Linked DNA regions of Homo sapiens: all the other regions are linked to region 3. A link is a contact called in ENCODE Hi-C or POLR2A ChIA-PET data. All regions are on one chromosome and are shown on one strand. The core of a region is the stretch at or near the end of the contact, and the rest is flanking DNA. Distances in the headings are between cores, read along the strand shown. Region 1 overlaps RAB3B (RAB3B, member RAS oncogene family). Region 2 overlaps OSBPL9 (oxysterol binding protein like 9). Region 3 holds the start of NRDC (nardilysin convertase).

Region 1 (4,361 bases), core at 711-3,210, 95 kb after region 3:
GCTAATGGGCAGATAGCAAATACAGCACGGATATGCTGGATAAAGGGATCATTCACGCCCTGGGCAGGACAGAGCAAGACAGTGCAATATTTCATCATGCTACTCAAAACAGTGTGCAATTTAGGCCAGGCACGGTGGGTCACGCCTGTAATCCCAGAGCTTCGGGAGGCCGAGGTAGGTGGATCACTTGAGGTCAGAAGTTCAAGACAAGCCTGGCCAACATGGTGAAACCCCATCTCTACTAAAAATACAAAAATTAGCCAGGCGTGGTGGTGTACGCCTGTAATCTCAGCTGCTCCAGAAGCAGAAGAATTGCTTGAACCCGGGAGGTGGAGGTTGCAGTGAGCTGAGCTCATGCCATTGCACTCCAGCCTGGGCAACCGAGCGAGACTCTATCTCAAAGAAAAAAAAGCAGTGTGCAATTTAAAATTTATTAGCTTATTTCTAGAATTTTCTGTTTAGTATGTTCAGATCTAGAGGGCCCCAGGTAACTGAAATCTTGGAAAGTGAAACCAAGGATAAGAGGGGACAGCAATTGATCATCAAATTCTGTAAATTCTAGTTCCAAATCTCTCTCTTCATTTCCATCCCTTATGTCATTTTGTCACTCTTAGCGTTATGGACTGAATGTCTATGTCCTCCCAAAATGTGTATGTTGAAGCCCTAGATAGTACCTAATCCTATACAGTATACACTATGCTTTTTTCTTTTTTCTTTTTTTTTTTTTTTTTGAGTTGGAGTGTTGCTCATCCCTCAGTGTGCTTGTATTTGGAGATGAGGCCTCAAAGGAAGTAATCGAAGTTAAATGATGTCATAAGAGTGAGTTCCTGATCCAACAGAATTCATATCATTATAAGAAGAGACACCAAAGAGTTTGCACTATCTCTCCCCCATGCCCATGCACCAAGGAAAGGCCACAAGAACACAGAGTGGGAAGGCAGCCCGAGGGGAGAGCTCTCATCAGACATCAACCCTACTGGCACCTTGATCTTAGACTTCCAGTCTCCAGACTGTGAGAAAATTAATTTCAATTGTATTTTGTTATGGCAGCCAGAGCAGAATAATACACTTAGTTCAGCCCCATATAATTTACCCAAGTCCTTGCTTGCTTGCTTGCTTCCTTTCTTTTATAGCTGGTCACTACTATATTTGTTTATTAATTTTTAGATAGCCTTTATGAGGTATAATTGATACACAAAAAAATTCACTTATTTAATGTATACAATTTGATGAGTTTGGATCCAAAACCCTGGTTTCTTTGCCTCATTTCCATCCACCCTTCAAACTGAAGCCAGGAATTTTTCTAAAATGCAAATCTAACTTGTTTAAACCCTTCTATGGCTCCCCAGTGCCTATGGTGGTGGTCTCCAACTTACATCCCTTTAAGTAAGAAAAATGTAGGTACAGCACACACAGTATATGTGTATTCTTTAGATTATATATCTATATGTCTACTTCTATACACAAGATATTAAAATATATAAAATTAAAATAAACAATATTTAAATGTTTAAAATCTAATGTATTCATGAATAGTCCAGAAAACTTTATTTTTGCTGCATAAAAGCACATACACACACATAAAAACCCTTTGCTAATTTTCCTTCAGCAAAAGCAATGAGATTGACCATGTCATCTATGGCTATACCACCCTGAACGCGCCCGATCTCATCTGATCTCGGAAGCTAAGAGGGGTTGGGCCTGGTTAGTACTTGGATGGGAGATTGACTATGTCGTATCTAATTAGATTATCATTGATTTTACCTCGAAACGTGGCTGACAATGAACTTGTGTTGGGAGTTGGAAAAACACCAGTTCAGCCATTTTCTTTATGCTCACTTGGATTCACTATAATCTTCTAGCATAGTCTTCAATCAGAGGTTTCTTTATAGGACTCTTTAAAAGCCACATATCCATTATGAGGTTTCATTTAGTTAAAACTAGACCATGTAATCAATAAATCCACTTACCCAGGCACAAGAAAACCACAAAAGCTCACAATTGGCTGAACATAAACAAAGAAGTGAGTCAGTCCACTGTCAACCCCTCAGAAGGGCACAATGCCTCCTCCTATCTCAAGATTTTTTGAGTGTAGGCTATCTGACCATCTGATATGGGGGTCAAACAAAGACACTTCTGTCAATCCACATAGTAAATATCAGTAAAAAATATCTTATGTTCAAAGATTAAAAGTAAGCTCTAATAATTTCTTCAGTTCCCTAAGGAATCATCAAGCATGAATCCTCTGACCGATGACAAGAACTTTCTGTTTGCTGTGGAAGATCTCTTTGACCCCCAATCTGCCACCTATAGCCTCTCCAGCAAATTTCTCTCAGCACCCACTCTCTGCTCTTTCACAACCTTGATCCAGTTTTACTGTATTGCTCACCATGCCCCAAATATTCTGTGCTCTCACATCCCCCTGTGCATGGAACTGTAAGGATGATATCAAATAACACAAGTGAAAGCACCTGGCACCTAATAGGTGCTTTTAGTAAATGCATGTTGACTTTCACCTCAAGCTAGTTAAACTAAGTGGTTCTACAATGTTAGCCAGCCACAAAACCACCTGGAAAATTTGTTATAGCACAGATGGTTGTCACTCACCCACCAGAGTTTCTGACTCAATAGTTCTGAGGTGGGCCTGAAAATTTGCATTTCTAACAAATTCCAAGGTGATGCTGATGCCATGGGTCTGGGAATCAGTGAACTAGACGACCCGTATAGCTTCTTCTATTTCTAATGATCTCTGACTCCTCAATGCCTTTAATAGAGAGCAAATGAACAAAATGAACTTTTATCCCTATATAATATTTGACATTATCATGAAGGGAAATATGAACTCTATAATACCTCAGATGCACAGTGTAGAGAAAAGAGCACATACTTTTGAATCAGAAGATCTTGTTGAAATCCCACTTTATAGCAGTGTTGTTGACCTAAGGCAAGTTAACTAATCTCTGAGTTTCTTATCCTGCAAAACAGGAGTGTATTAAAGTAGTACCTACTTCATAGTGTTAATTGTGAGATAGTATATGGGAAATAATTTGTAAAAAGAAAAGTACTACATACAGACTGCCCCAATAAGATATATGCATAATGTATTAATGTACATTTAACACGCAGAATAGAAAGATAATAAATAACATACGTTTTGGCTGGGCGTGGTGGCTCACGCCTGTAATCCCAGCACTTTGGGAAACCAACACGGGTGGATCACCTGAGGTCAGGAGTTCAAGATCAGCCTGGTGAACATGGTGAAAACCCATCTTTACTAAAAATACAAAAATTAGCCAGGCGTGGTGGCACACGCCTATAATTGAAGCTACTTGGGGGGCTGAAGCAACAGAATCGATTGAACCCAAGAGGTGGAAATTGCAGTGAGCCAAGATAGTGCCACTGCACTCCAGCTCAGGTGACAGAGTGAGACTCTGTCTCGAAAAAAATAAAATAAAATAATAATAATACATGTTTTAAATACTTTAAATCACAAATTTTCAAAATTTCCAATCCAGGTACTAATTCATTTTTGAAAACTATATGATCTACATGTTGCTATATCATCTAAAATATGTGCATAATTTATTAGTACTATTGGCAGATACTAATAATAATAGTAGCTGTGGCAGCCAGCTTCCAAGATGGTCCCCAGTGATACTTTCCTCCCAATATCCACACTTTTGTGTAGTTTCCTCCCATGCTGAATCAGTGACCAACAGAACGCTGTAAGGCTAAGGCTAACTCATAAGAGACATTGCCACTTCCTCTGGCCTTTTACATCTCTCACTCTGGGAAAAGCCAGCTGCTATGCAAATAAAGACACTTCAGCAGCTCTGTGAAGACACTCTAAGAGGCCAAATGGGAACGAAGTAAGGCCTTCTGCCAACAGCTAGCACCAGACATGTGAGTGTGCAGTCTTAAGATCCTCCAGCCCCAGGCTAAGCGCGGTGGCTCACACCTGTAATCCCAGCACTTTGGGAGGCCGAGGTGGGCGGATCACAAGGTCAGGAGTTCGAGACCAGCCTGGCCAACATGGTGAAACACCATCTCTACTAAAAATACAAAAATTAACTGGGCATGGTGGCGGGCACCTGTAGTCCCAGCTACTCGGGAGGCTGAGGCAGGAGAATCGCTTGAACCCGGGAGGCGGAAGTTGCAGTGAGCTGAGATCATGTCACTGCACTCCAACCTGGGCAACAGGACAAGACTCCGTCTTAAAAAAAAAAAAAAGATCCTCCAGCTCCAGTGTATGTTTCAGATGACTGCAAGCCAAGCCAACATCTGGCTACACCTCATGAGAGGCCCCAACCACTCCCAAATGTTTGATCCACAGAAACTATGAGATAATGAATTATTATTGT
Region 2 (4,578 bases), core at 1,726-4,225, 110 kb before region 3:
AGTTTTGATTTTAGTCCTAAGTTAATCCAAGTGGAATAAATAGCATCACCTATAGTAATGTGCCAGCGTTATTAGTTGAACCCTGGCCGTTTCTACAGTACCAACATTAGGAGAGGGTCCAATGAGAGTGAATAAGCTATGAAGCATTATACAAATAAGAGGTTTCTATTACTTTTTTCTTTTTTTAATTAGAGTGGAAATATTCAACACCTATCAGCCAGGCACTGTGCTAGGTTGATATCAAGGTTACAAAGATCCAGGCCCTGCCCACAGGGAACTTTTGGGGGAATAGGCAGACATTTATAATCTAATGAAATACGTGGTATGGTATCTTAGTCCCTTTAAGCTGCCATAACAAAATACAGTAATCTAGGTAGCTTATAAACAACAGAAATTTATTTCCTACAGTGTTATGGAGCAAAAGGGGCTTGCTGCCCAATGTGCTAGAAGCCATTACTAAGTCCCAGGTTTTTGAGGAAAGAAAAGCTTTTTATTGCAAGTCTACTTACAGGGAAATGGAAGTCCACCTCAAATCTGTCTCTCTGCACTGGCTTTAAGGCACTAATTTTATTTAAAAACGTTTAGGGAGGCCAAGTGTGGTGGCTCACGCCTGTAATCCCAGCACTTTGGGAGGCTGAGGCTGGCAGATCATGAGGTCAGGAGTTCGAGACCAGCCTGACCAACATGGTGAAACCATCTCTACTAAAAATACCAAAAAAAAAAAAAAATTAGCCAGGCATGGTGGTACATGCCTATAAATTCCAGCTACTCAGGAGGCTGAGGCAGGAGAATCACTTGAACCTGGGAGGCGGAGGTTGCAGTGAGCTGAGATCACACCACTGCACTCTAGCCTGGGCAACAGAGCAAGACTCTGTTTCCAAACAAACAACAACAACAAAAACAGTTTAGGGAGCCAGGTGTGGTGGCTTATGCCCCTAATCTCAGCAATCTGGGAGGCTGAGGTGGGAGGATCAGTTGAGCCCAGGAGTTTGAGACCAGCTTGGGCAACATGGTAAAACCCTGTCTCTAAAAAAATACAAAAATTAGCTGAGTGTGGTGGCACACGCCTGTCGTCCTAGCTACTCGGGAGGCTAAGATGGGAGAATCTCTTGAACACAGGAGGTGTAGGTTGCAGTGAGCCGAGATTGGGCTGCTGTACTCCAGCCTGGGTGACAAGAGTGAGACTCTGTCTTAAAAAAAAAAAAAAAAGAAGTAGAATTACTGATTTACTTTCATTTTACTTGTGTTTGTTGTAGATGTATTAATAGCTTAGTTTTTGTTGGGAATTACTTCTAATTCTGCTTTCTCAGGGGACTGTTACTATACTGTTACTATAGCTAGGGTTTTTGCTTTTTAACACAGTACAAATTTGGAAATAATTAAATGTAAATTTGCAAGCCAATTACCTTCAGCCAGTCCTATGTGGTCTAGGTGAATATATATAGTTAAGACGTGGAAGGGAGGTTTAAATCTACAACTAAAGAAGGCCAGTGTAGCAGAAAGGGCTTAGTTTAGCATATTGGTTTCTTTTTTTCATTTTGAATGTTAAAACATAAACTATTGAGAAACCATTGTTAGCAGTTTGCCAATAGAAATTTAATTTTGGAAAAAAAGTTTTTATAATAATGGGGTTAAAAGAAAATAAGCATTTGGAAGAAAATTCGAAAATGAAAGGTTATTATTAATTTTTGAAGGGTTCAGTCATTATTTTATTTAAAAGAGAATTAAAGACCGTCTTTTTTTTTTTTTTTTTTTTTTTTTTTGAGACACAGTCTTTGTCGCCCAGGCTGGAGTGCAGTGGCGCCATCTTGGCTCACTGCAAGCTCCGCCTCCCGGGTTCACGCCATTTTCCTGCCTCAGCCTCCCGAGTAGCTGGGACTACAGGCGCCCGCCACCACGCCTGGCTAGTTTTTTGTATTTTTAGTAGAGACGGGGTTTCACCGTGTTAGCCAGGATGGTCTCGATCTCCTGACCTCATGATCAGCCCGCCTCGGCCTCCCAAAGTGCTGGGATTACAGGCATGAGCCACCGCGCCCAGCCTTTTTTGAGACGGAGTTTTGCTCTTGTTGCCCAGGCTGGAGTGCAATGGTGCAATCTCGGCCTCCTGGGTTCAAGCAATTCTCCTGCCTCAGCCTCCTGAATAGCTGGGATTACAGGTGCCCACCACCATGCCCAGCTAATTTTTGTACTTTTAGTAGAGGAGGGGTTTTGCCATGTTGGCCAGGCTGGTGTCGAACTCCTGACCTCAGGCTGTCCGCCTGCCTCGGCCTCCCAAAGTGCTGGGATCACAGGCATGAGCCACTGCACCTGGCCTAAAGACAATACATTAGCTATTGTTCTAAAAAAGTGCAATTGAATGTCACTTGCTAGTAAATCACTCATGTATCCATCCTTTAAAAGCATATGACTGTATTCAGTAAAAGCTTGATAATATGTGGTTAGCTCTTGGTAACATCACTGATAGACACTCTCTGGCTCCGTTTTGAGGGATTCTCCCAAAATTTCTATGAAATCGAAACATTTAAAACACCTGTTGTACCTGTAATAGGCAGGTCTACAAAGTCATGCACAGGCTCATGGGCTTCTTCTATTCCTGCTGTTAAGGTTCCTTCTATGCTCTCCCAGTACCCTGTCCCATAATAAACACACAGTTCATGAACATCTCTTTGAAAGGGTCCAGAGTTAAGTTTTTATGTCCAACTAACCCACTCTGTGTTCCTTTTCTCCCTCAATTTCACTCTTCCTTGTTTGTATATTCTAATCTAGAAGCCCAAACCAGTAAGGACTGCAGATGTTTTATTTGGGCAGCACAGTGTTCTGTTGACTTGTTTTTTGTTTTGTTTTAACAAGGCTTTAGATTCTTTCAGGTTGGGTATGCTGACTCCCCAGTTCCATATATATCTTATGTCTTGGTCCTATCCACATATTCTCTGCCTGGCATCTGTAGCTATTTGAGCTTGTGACACCTGCTGGTCATCAGCTGCTACTGCTGATTTTCTAACTGAGGTCAAATTTCTTTTTACTATTTTTTGTTTTTCTCTTTCTGAAGGAAGAGAACTTGAAAGCTTAAGTCCTTTCACTGTTCTTTTTCTAAAGACCTATACTAATGATAGCTTCTGTGTAACTATGGCACTGAGCACTGTAGTTTACACATTTATAAATTAGATAAAAGTACATGTTGGAAAGAACTTGTACTTTGGAGCCAGACGTGTTTGAAATGGCTCCACTACTCACCAGCTGTATGACTTCAGACCAGTCATTGAACCTCCGAGCGTCTGTGTATTATGAGCGTCATTGTGTTTTCCTTAGGGTTGTAATGTAGATATAGACATACCGTGTATGGTGCATACAAGGTACTCGATAAATTATTATTATAATTCATAGCTTTAAATTGTTTTTGCATACTTTATGATTTTATGCCTAAATTCTAGACAACTTAGCCCATTGCAGATAAAACTTTCCTGTATACATAGGTGTTGTTTTTAACTGTTTTCTTTATATCATTTGTTCTGAACAAGGTAAATTATGAAATGGCTGAAAATTTATCCCATTTTTTTTCAATTTACAGTCTTACTGAGTATTTCACTTGGCTCAGACATGGTTTCTAATCATGGGTAAGGAGAAAAAACACAGCATAAATAGGACCTTTGAAATTACATCTAAAATAAGATTCATATGTTATAGGATTTGGGGTTTTTAGGTCAATTGATTTAAAAGATTGACTCTATTTTGAGATACATCACAGAGGCACAAAGCATTTTAAAGGTAACTTTCATGCTTTTTTTTGAGACAGAGGGTCTCACTCTATCACTCAGGCTAGAGTGCAGTGGCACGAACACAGCTCACTATAGCCTCAACCTCATGGGCTCAAGTGATCCTCCCACCTCAGCCGCCCCAGTAGCTGGAACCACAGGCACACACCACCATGCCCAGCTAATTTTTTTTTTTTTTTTGAGACAGAATCTCACTCTGTCGCCCAAACTGGAGCTGGAGTGCAGAGGTGCGATGTCGGCTTATTGCAACCTCCACCTCCCAGGTTCAAACGATTCTCATGTCTCAGTCTCCAAAGTAGCTGGGACTACAGGCGCATGCCACCACGCTCGGCTAACTTTTTGTATTTTTAGTAGAGATGGGGCTTCACCATGTTAACCAGGCTGGTCTTGAACTCCTCACCTCAAGTGATCTGCCCACCTTGGCTTTACAAAGTGCTGGGATTACAAGCCTGAGCCACCATGCCCAGCCTAATTTTTTATTTTTTGTAGAGATGGGGTCTCACCATGTTACCCAGGCTAGACTCAAACTCCTGGGCTCAAGTGATCCTCTTGCCTTGGCCTCCCAAAGTGTTGGAATTACAGGCGTGAGCCATCATGCCTGGCCCCAGTTCTGTCATTTAATGATCATTTGATTTCTCTTACCTGTATCTTTTAGACATATTTTCCATTGCCTCTCAAAACTGGTGAGGTGGACATTAGTTATAATACCTTGTGATATATACTACTAAATAATCAAAGAAGTAATACTTAGTTACTCAAGAAATTTTGAAAAATAGGTAAGTAACCAGGGCAAACTAGAATAACA
Region 3 (4,891 bases), core at 56-2,555:
AGGCCAAGACAGGAGGATTCCCTAAGCCCAGGAGTTTGAAATTAGCCTGGGCAACATCGCAAGACCCAGACTCTTATTAAAACACACACGCACACACACACACGCAAGATACATCATAGTCATGATACTCCATGAAATAAGCTACCTCTGAAGGAAAATACTCAGGTGGGGACTGAATCACCAATTATTAGAAATGTTTAGAGAACTCCTGTACAAACCAAAAGTAGAGAATTTCAAGGTTAGAAGAAACCTTACAACTCACCCAACTGAGACCTAAGCCCTCTCTAATATATTCCTGGACGAGGTCGCCCAACCGTTTTGGTAATGGAGAACTACCCATGGAAACAAGTCACTTCAACTTAGGCCAAATATGATGCAAAGTTACTTTACTGAAGCCACACCATCCTCTGGTAACTTTCGTCCACTAGTTTCACCTATCACTTAAGTGTCCCTCAAATATTTTGGATAGTGATAATATGCCCCTTAAATATCCTGTCCTCCAAATTAAAGTATCCAACTCCGTCAACCTTTCCTGGTAACATAATACCAAGACTCCCTCACCATTCAGGCTGCGTTCCTCAAAGAAACCTTCATTCTTGCTTTAGCGACTGTATTCAAATGACTCGAAAAGCTTCTCCCATTCTGACGTCTTACAACCCAAGATCTCCCACTTGCCCAGCTGACACCACAGGGAAGCCTCTAATCACGCTTGCCACCTCCACCCAAGGAAGCATTTGGGGTGGAAAGTGTGCCCTGTTGCTCCATTGGGAGACATGGAGACAAGAAGTGACGGCGGCACCGACAGAGAAGCCGGCACACTGTTCGCCTCCCCATTGCAAGCCTCCTCCCTCACCGGTATTGCTTGGGGTCGCTGGGAGACTTGACGATCTCAGGGTCCCCAGCATTACTGAGAGACCCCCTCCGTCCCTCTTCCTCAGATTCATCCGCTCCTAGACGGGCAACCCGGCTGTTCTCGCCCAGATCCTGTCCATTGGGCTGCAGGTCAGGGCAGCTGCAGGTAGACTTCGCCTTGTTCCTTCCAGGCATGGCCAGAATAGGAAAGGGTCTGGCAGCAGCAGAGTCTTCGCACCGACCCCGCGTTTCGATTCCCCAGAGCGCCGCGAGCTCCCGCCCGGCCTCACACAACTTCCTCCGGGTGGCACAGACTGCAGCAACAGTGACTCTCCTCAGCATTCACCACCAAGCTGGAGCGATGGACATCCCGCTTCCCAGGACCCACCTCCTCCGCGTTCTAGAGGCGGTGGCGGCCGGCCCTGGTGCTGCCGCAGCCGCGGGGAACAGGCCTGAACCCCTCCCCCAACCCAGTCTCCCTCTCGCCGACTTCCCTCGTCCCTCCGCCCTCCCGGCCGCCGATGACGCTACTGATTTCAGCCAATCATGAGGCAAGAAAGTAGTCACGCTCACGTAAGCAACCAATCAGAACAGGAAAGGAGAGGCACCAACGTGACCCGGACTGATTCTCGGAACAGCCAGCGAACATTTCGAAACCCAAAGTGGGCGGGGCGAGGGAGAAGAAGCGGAGAGAGTGGCGCGGAGGACGACGGGAGAAGGGCCCCCGGCGCGTTTATGACGTACGAGTGTGTTTTGTGGAAACCACTGAGTAGTGCTCCGCGTGTCAAAGAAAAATATTCCCCTAATGAGAAAACTGAGAAACGAGTGCAGAGAATTAATTCCAAAGTTTTAAATTTTCCCATTCGTGTCATAGTTTGGGTACCCTACTCCTCAGACCCGGGGCGAGCCTTCGGCTGTGACTCAGCACATAAAAAACCAGAACGCCGGAAGTATTTTCCTACACCCGCCGGATGGACGCTGCTCCCGAGCGCCGCAAATACTAATTGGCTCTTCTCTACCCTACAGTCGGCCCGACAGTGGTGGGGTTTCATCCTCAAGCCCTAAGAAAGTGCTAAAAAGACCAGTCTGGATGTGCTAACTCTTCTGTGTGAAAACGTTTTTTAGCTCCTCCAGCCTCCTGTTAAATTCGGCCAATTTTTATCGAGCAGCTGCAGCGTCTGCTGCCTTCAAGTCTCCTTTCCCAGTTTTTCCCGCTAGCAGTGGTCTTTGGTTAGCAATGTAAAATGTGACGGAAATACAAACATAAATGAAAGCTAAAAAGCAGCTGAAATTAGTAAGATGCACTATACTGACACCATGGGGTAAGAGATCATAGCTCATACATACGAATGAGCGGGGAAAGACGTGAAGCAGGGAGATGTGTTGATAGTTACTGTATCTTCAAGGTTTTCGAGGCCTCTTCTGAGTTCCAAATGCAAGGAATACAACCATGAACAAAACAAAACTTGCCTTAGGCTGGGCGTGATAGTGATAGCTCACACCTATAATCCTAGTACTTTGGGAGGCCGAAGCGGGAGGATTGCTTTGAGCCTGGGAATTTGGTACCAGCCTGGACAACATGGTGAGACCCCCGTCTGTACAAAATTCTTTTTTAAAATTAGCCAGGCTTGGTGATGCGTGCATGTGGTCCCAGCTACTCAGGAGGCTGAGGCAGGAGGAACGCTTGAGTCCAGGAGGTCGAGGCTGCAGTGAGCCGTGATTGCAACACTGCACTCCAGCCTGGTTGACACAGTGAGACCCTGTCTAAACAACGACAACAAAAATTTAAAGCCTTGCCTTGGGGGAGCTTGCATCCTAATGGGAAGGAACTGTAAAATATGTAAACTAAAGTAAATCAGGCTTTTAAATAATTCAAGTTAGCTTTCTTCAGAAGTCTTATTGAGGACTGCCACCTGGGAGAGTCAGAGAGTTTTTTTTTTAGACTGCTCCAAAGCAGTGTTTCAGCCCGCAGCTTCTATACAGGTGGTGGCCGCTCTGCATGTGCTTGGAAGTTAAATCAAATGTGCTCAGAAAGGCTGGGCCTGTAATCCCAGTGATTAAGGAGGCTGAGGCAGAAGGATTGCTTGAGGCCAGGCATTTACAACCAGCCTGTGTAACATATCAAGACTCTGTCTCCACACACACATAAAAAAGCAAGGCGTGGTAGAACATCCCTGTAGTCCTAGCTACAGGAGAGGCAGAGTTAAAAGGATTGCTGGGACTCCTGAGTTTGAGGTTACAGTGAACTATGATTGTGCCTCTGCACTCTAGCCTGGTGACAGAGCAAGACCTTGTCTCTAATAAAAAAGAAAAAATGTACTCAGGAGTTACACTAGAGCAAAATCTCATGAAGGTTTAGGTGGAAGAGTACACATGTTTATAGATTATGGAGGCATAGTCATTAATCCTGTCAGAAATGTACAGGAAGAGGCAAGGTCGAGCATCATTGGATTTATCTTTTCTAAAAATGCAGTGATTCAGGCAAGAGACATGGGAACTTGTGCTCTATCCTGCATATTTTCAGGGTATTCTGGAGGGCTGTGCGCAGTCACTGAGGCTGTGAAATTCTGCTGGCAAGAGAGTTTGTGAAATTCTGCTGGTAAACAGAATGAGCAGACATGGCTTCTTATGTTTGCTACTTTGTCTCACATATACAAAAAACAATAAATGCAATGAAGACAAATTGTATAGGATAGGAAGATAAGGAGTTAGGGAGGAAGGGTACAATGATTCAGGTAGAAAATGATGGAACCTGAACTGGAGCAGTAGATGAGGTAAATTGAAAAATACTGTTTAAAATATCCCAGTTTGTTTCCATACATCTTTTCAAGAACTTACCACTTTAAGCAACTCCACTAGACTTCTCTTCTTCAGAGCAGTGGGTTGTTGTTGGTTTTATTTGTTTGTTTGTTTAGAGATGAGTTCTCACTATGTCTATCCAGGCTGGTCTCAAACTCCTGGCCTTAAGCCATCCTCCCACCTCAGCCTCCCAAATCACTGGGATTACTATAGGCATAACTACTGCACCTAGCTCACAGCAGTGGTTTTTAATTAAATTTTTCTAACTAGATACAAAGGTGGGCTGGATCTAATGGCATGTGTCTGTAGTCCCAGCACTTTGGGAGACTGAGGAAGGTGGATCACTTGAACCCAGGAGTTTGAGACCAAACTGAATATAGAGAAAACCTGTCTCCACAAAAAATACAAAGAATTAGCTGGGTATAGTGGTGCATGCTTGTAGTCCCAGCTACTTGAAAGGCTGAGGTGGGAGGATCACCTGAGCCCAGGAGGTCAAGGCTGCAGCAAGCCATGATCATGCCACTGCACTCCAGCCTAGGTGATAGAGTGAGACCCTGTCTCCAAAAAAAAAAAAAAAAAAGAGACAAAGATTGCATCCTGAAGTGTGAGCTGCTTTAAAAAGAGGTCTCTGGCGGAGGTTGCAGTGAGCCAAGATTGCACCACGGCACTCCAGCCTGGGCGACAGAGCGAGACTCTGTCTCAAAAAAAAAAGTCTCTGTGTGGTGGCAGACACCTGTAATCCCAGCTACTCAGGAGGCTGAGCCAGAGAATTGCTTGAACCCAGGAGGTGGAGGTTGCAGTGAGCCAAAATTGTGCCACTGCACTCCAGGCTGGGCGACAGAGTAAGACTCTGTCCCCACAAAATAAATAAAAATAAAAGTCTCTGAATCTTACAGGTTACCAGACTGTAGAAATATGGTAACATGCACAGGAAAAATACCTCTGATGCTGAGCCCAATACAGTTCTAACTCCATAGCACATGTGAGGCAGTCCATTCTTCATTCAACCAACAAATTGAGCTCGTGGTATGTGCCAGAAACTGGGAATACAGTGATGAACAAGAAATTTTCCTGTTCTCTTGGAACATAAAAGAGAACTAGTGGGAGAGACAAACATTAAACAAACACACAAATTTTAAATTTATAATTGTGAGTAGTTCTGGAAAGATATAAACAAAGGGACCTAGACTGGTCAGAGTTTCTCTAAAGAAGGGAAATGGGCCAGGAATGGTGGCTAACC

What was found. A loop is a pair of places that touch in the nucleus more often than their neighbours do. ChIA-PET counts read pairs that join two places held with the same protein, here RNA polymerase II (POLR2A). Pooled maps may share reads with other maps.
Region 1: a loop to region 3 is called in a pooled map, with 2.1 times the contacts of the local background. The contact joins the enhancer-like site here to the promoter of NRDC in region 3. A Hi-C loop is called at or near these places in 1 of 50 pooled maps. POLR2A ChIA-PET finds 5 or more read pairs at or near these places in 9 of 52 experiments (GM12878, HEK293, HEK293T and 6 more).
Region 2: a loop to region 3 is called in a pooled map, with 2.9 times the contacts of the local background. The contact joins the enhancer-like site here to the promoter of NRDC in region 3. A Hi-C loop is called at or near these places in 6 of 50 pooled maps. POLR2A ChIA-PET finds 5 or more read pairs at or near these places in 3 of 52 experiments (BJ, CD8-positive, alpha-beta T cell and Caco-2).

Annotation. Positions count from the first base shown.
Region 1 is chr1:51,971,776-51,976,136 of GRCh38, forward strand. The region is part of intron 2 of RAB3B (RAB3B, member RAS oncogene family); the gene reads right to left. It also overlaps the pseudogene RNA5SP48. Among named protein-coding and RNA genes, the nearest start is that of RAB3B, 17 kb to the right of the region's middle. Within about 2 kb of position 1,961, at least 2 of the 41 ENCODE cell types and tissues checked have a DNase peak (open chromatin) inside an H3K27ac peak, as active enhancers do; they include GM12878, where a contact is called at or near this core.
Region 2 is chr1:51,766,201-51,770,778 of GRCh38, forward strand. All of the region lies in intron 12 of OSBPL9 (oxysterol binding protein like 9), which reads left to right. Among named protein-coding and RNA genes, the nearest start is that of MIR761, 68 kb to the right of the region's middle. Within about 2 kb of position 2,976, at least 3 of the 41 ENCODE cell types and tissues checked have a DNase peak (open chromatin) inside an H3K27ac peak, as active enhancers do.
Region 3 is chr1:51,877,422-51,882,312 of GRCh38, forward strand. It overlaps NRDC (nardilysin convertase), which reads right to left and starts at 1,306. Exons shown (of 31, transcript NM_001101662.2): 1 at 854-1,306. The coding sequence starts at 1,194. RefSeq lists enhancers at 1,296-1,590, 1,474-1,653, 2,044-2,597 and silencers at 1,344-1,393, 3,351-3,548.